Linked DNA regions of Homo sapiens: region 2 is linked to region 1. A link is an interaction called in ENCODE POLR2A ChIA-PET data of the cell type or tissue named here. Cell type or tissue: PC-9. All regions are shown on one strand.

The links. ChIA-PET counts read pairs that join two places held together with the same protein. Peaks named below come from ENCODE experiments on the same cell type or tissue, not always from the same donor. Only the 100,000 strongest peaks of a DNase experiment are listed, where the experiment ranks them.
Region 2: POLR2A ChIA-PET joins it to region 1 with 5 read pairs; 3 of 35 experiments call an interaction of 5 or more read pairs at or near these places.

Annotation. Positions count from the first base shown.
Region 1 is chr2:221,401,052-221,403,551 of GRCh38, reverse strand. No RefSeq gene overlaps it. Among named protein-coding and RNA genes, the nearest start is that of EPHA4, 170 kb to the left of the region's middle. In PC-9, no CTCF peak of the experiment used is centred here; a DNase peak (open chromatin) is centred at 1,281.
Region 2 is chr2:221,462,283-221,464,782 of GRCh38, reverse strand. The region is part of intron 5 of EPHA4 (EPH receptor A4); the gene reads left to right. Among named protein-coding and RNA genes, the nearest start is that of EPHA4, 110 kb to the left of the region's middle. In PC-9, no CTCF peak of the experiment used is centred here; a DNase peak (open chromatin) is centred at 1,402.

The DNA of each region.
Region 1 (2,500 bases):
AGAAATATTGTGACTGCCTGCCTGGGCATCAAGCTGAAATGCTTACAAAACCATTTCACATCCCAAACAACAACCAACCAAATTTTGTTTCTGTCAACATAATAGAAACAAATCGTTCTAAAGCAGAAATGCTGCTAGTAAACATTTTCATCAGAATCAAGCACTGTGGCTATGAAAATTCATCCAAATTAAATGTTTATTTCTGAGACAAATGCCTTCTTTGTAAAATATTTGCCAGAAAAGATACCACTAACCCTGCAGGGTAAGTTCACTTATGTGAAAGATCTGTGATTCACAAGAGCCTAATTAAATAGAAAAAAATCACTTTAGTAAACTTCTCTGTAAAAGGAAATGTTAAGCCTGCATCTTTGGGTGGTAGTGAAAACTTGTTCTGAAGCTTAATTTCCAAATGCTATTTTTAAAGAAATTCTACAAGAGGACTCATGTGGAACATGGGCTGGTCACTATTAGTCAAATATGCCAAGATATCCTAGATGAGTCCCATACTGGATTCAGGTCGTTGTTTCATTTCGATTGGTTTGGTCCTGGAGTGTCTGAAGGGCACAGAGGGGAAGGAAAAGCTTTGGAATGGAGAGACTGATGTTTACTCCCACGTCTCAGCCTGAGGGACTGATTTTGAGACCAAGGTAGAATATAACAGTCAGATATTGCCACATAAACACTGCATACAAACCACCCTAAAATGGAGTGGATACAGCAATAAGCATTTATTTCTCTCTCACACACCCATGGCTTGACTGGAGTTCAGGTGATGTAGGCTGGGTTTGTCTGACTTAGCTCTGCAGGTTAAGTCCAGGTGTATATCATGTGTTTCTTAACCTTTTTCGACCAGATGCTCCATGAGGTGTGTTCTTCTCATGGCAAAAGTAGGCGAGTGATAGACTAAGCTGAAACACACATGCACATTTCTAGCTCCTGTGTATGTCATATCAACTAATATCCTATTGGTGAAAACAAGTCAAGGGTCATGCTCAAGTTCAAGGGGTGAGGGAGGTATTTTCTGCCCACTGTGAGGTCAAAGCAAGTCACATGTATAAGACCAACATCAATGGGTGAGAACATATTCTCCTGTCAGGAGGGAGGGAGGAGTTAATATTGCCTGAACAATATTATTATCTACCCAAAGTGCTGAAACCAGAAAAAAAGTACTACATGTGTTTATGAAATACTTCATGAGTTTGAGAGTTCAAATAGTAGACCCATGACTAGAATGCTTTGGCATTCTCAGGGATTAGGGTAGCTGTCAGTGGAGAGCTGATGAGCACAGTGGAACCGCATTCCTCCAGAGGTTGCTTGCTTACAGTCAGTGGCTTGGTGCCTTGGTGAGAGGTTGGGTCAGTGGAGTGGGAGTATACTTGTTGCTGAGCACAACAAGATGCTACCACCCCTGAGAATCTAAGAGATACTTGGGGGAGACTTTGCAGGGTGCTCAACTCCAGAGCAAACAGGAGAACTGGCACAGATTCATTTGTATCCAGAGGTTTTGGACATTGTGGTTTGTAAGATGAAGTGGAAGATTGGATTCATTTTCTAGGTAATTCTAAAGTAAAGCTCCAAATGAACCTAATTTCCATGTTACGATGAAAAATCCCATATATATATATATATGATTATATATTGGATGTCCTACAAAACATATCTTTAGGCATATAATGGAATAAATATGTGTATCCAGCGGTGGTTTCAATCAACAAACAGATGAATAACAATAAAAAGCATAGAAGCAATCTGAATGTATGATACTGTTTTGCCATTTTATCTTAAAAAGTCACAAAACTTCTATTTGTGAAAGTTGCTGGTGATCCTACCTGCACTTCCATCTGACACACTTTCCTCATGAACACATAAATATCCATATTTTCACATCACAGTGGCTATTAGTACGAGCATGGGATTTGTGTGTGGCCTGAGACTACTAAATTCCCACCAAACCTATTTCCTCTTCTCCTTAAGCACACCGCTAGTGTACATTTTCTAACGTTCCCTGCAGGTAGTTGTAGCCATGTGACTGAGCTCTAGCCCGTGGAATTTGAGCAGAAATAATATTTTGTCATTCCAAAGCCTGACCTATAAAAACTTCACATGTTCAATTCTTCATATTTTTCCCTTCCGGGGCTTGATGTAGACAAAAATTTCAACCTTGAAAGCCACGGACTGAAGATAGTAGATCCAAAAAAATGGACGCATACTGAGTCTTTGAGCTGCTACTTGAAGTATCCACTGATCAGGACTTTACACGGCAAGATAAAAAATTCCTTCGTGTTTGAGACTGCTTGACCACAGCCAAGTTATTGGACCCCCAGGTACATACATTTTCTTATCTGTAAAATGGTGTGCTTCTCCTAAATATGTACACAAACTCCCTGACACTCCCGTCTTCAAAAGGTGGAGACTGATTTTTCTCCTTTTGAGTGTACACTGAACTTAATGACTTTCTTTCTTTTATTTATTTATTTATGTTTAGACATTTATTTTTGTT
Region 2 (2,500 bases), 61 kb before region 1:
TAAAAGCTGTTGGGGGTGGAGCTGACTTTTTACTTTGATGATGAGTCCAGCGAGGGTGGTTGGGGATTTTAATGATTTTACCTAAAAGATGGCAGAGGAGTTGACCTGGCTGGTCGAATGTACCGCAAACAAAATCATGTGTATGTGAAAGCACTTTATAAACTCTTGTACTATAAAATACTGTAATGATGATAGTAAGAAAAAGGACGTATAAATATTGCTAAGTGATGTTTGATGCCATAGGTATTGCCTAGCTTGAGAGGAGGAATCCTTCTCTCCATCTGGAATGTAGAAGAAAACAATTAATATTAGCACCAGAGCTCTTAGCATCTCAGAGACGCGAAACCCTTAATCACAAGGATATCATTAGTGCTCTGAAGCATTTAATTCTGATGCTTGACAGCATTTTAAAATGCACAAACCTTTGATAAGAAGCAAATCAGAGCTGGGGTATTGAATTGAGAAAGAAATGGGAACAAAAACCACCTTAAGCTCCAAGTAATTAAATTTAAATATGCTATTTGCATTAAGCAGAGATATGTATAAATGGTGGGTTTATATTTTTCTATCAATGAAAGACCCCTTGAGTAAATATCATCTGTTTAAATCCAGATCCTGGGGAGGGGAAAGGTAACCCTGCTGTGGTTAAGAAGCCATCTCTCCTGCAAACACTGGCCATTGTGTACCACTGACATCCATGGCTTCAGGTGTCTTGACTTTCATAAAGGGCTGTTTTCACTCCTCCTTGCCCACAGGCTGGAGACCTTTCATTGCATCTGTTTATTTCCTAGCTCACCTCCTCCACCCTCTAATTTGAACCAGTAATGAAATGCAGTCAGCCTACTTCAGCTGTTTTCTTTTTCCTCCAAAGTTCCCCCCAAACTGTTTTTAATTCACTGCTTGTGATACTGGACTCAAGAAAACAATTTTCTAGCTCAGGAACCATGTGAAGCTTTCCTCTCTTTCTTTTCTCCGTATCTCCTCTTCTCTTCTCCATCCCATTTGGGTGTCACAAGGACCAAACTGCTGCAGTAAAATGACTTGTAGGTGTTTAATGGCAAGTCATTGAGGAAGTGAATAAAAGAAAATTGCAGCATTCACGTCAGTGGGGAGCAAGGAGAACTGCTGAGCTTTGAACCAAAGAAAGTTAAATTTACCATTTTCTTAAAGGGAGCCACCTCTGTTTGACATCAAAGCATCTCCTGTAATTTCTCCTTGTGAAATGCACCACTGTTAGAGAGTCATGATAGAGCCCCCTAATCTGTGCTGTTTCTGTTTATCAAAAACACACACAGAGAGAAAACCCACATGTACCTTCTCAGTGCATTGTGGTCTGCTCTCAAACCAAATGTAACCACAGGTACATAGCAAATGGGGATTCTATTTCGAAAGCATTCTCAGTTTCTCAGGGATTTGTAGAACTGGGAATACAACATTCTTTGGGAGTGAAATTTATCTTGGACCTCTATTGGAAAGCTCAGATCATTCAACTGGAAAGCTTTGGTGAATTTTTTCCTTTCCTCCTCTTTTGGTTTTTGCTTCATCGTTTTTTAAAAATGGTATTTTGCTACAATTTCACTTGTGTCCATTTGGTATGTGGAAAAACAGAGTCTGTTCCTAATAATGCTGCTCGCCCACACTATGACTGCAAAGGGCTCTCCACCCTATTACCCCCATGTTTCAAGTTTATGTCCATTGGTGGCTGTTGCATATGTAGTAACTAATGGCTTCTGCTGGCAGTGACTGGCTTTGCCCTAGTCCATCTTTGGAGGCTTAGGATCCTTTCTGGATTTATCATTATGACTTGGGAGTCTCACCATCACTCCACCTTGGCAGTTAAGAAGTCAGGAGAACTATTTGCATATGCCCTACAGATACAGAGGAGAAATGCAGAGCAAATTGTCAACACCTTCATCAGCCTAAAGAGCAGAAGCTCAAAATGCTGTCTGTAACAGGTGCAGTGATGCCTAGTTTTAATGTTAACTTACATTTGAATGACATTTTACAGCCTGTGTTTGAAAAATGTTCAGAAGCATCACACAGACCTTAGAAACAGAGACTCCATTTATAATTAGAGTTGTCATTTGCTTCACCCCAATTGTCAATATCTCAGTTAACCTAAATAGTAAAACCAACCCCACAAAAGGTCCTTTGAAACAGGTGCAGATGGAAAGTTGTTTTAAGGATGGCTTACTTCTGGTACTTTATGTTTAGAAAATGTTTGATATCTACAGTAAAGATTTTTTAGATAAATTTTAATATGTAAAAACTTTTATTCATTTGACATAATTATTGAGCACCACTGAATGCATGTGTCACCATGATTTGTAGGTTAAAAAGAAGAAGAAATGAGAGACAAGTTTTGGGTTAAAAACTGCTGAAATCTCCTTAGGGGTAATAAAAAATGATGGTCTCGGGGATAGGCACCTTAGACCAGGAAAATTGACATCTATGAGTCATTGGAGATTTTGCTGTAAAGGTTTGAAAATTAAGGACTCCA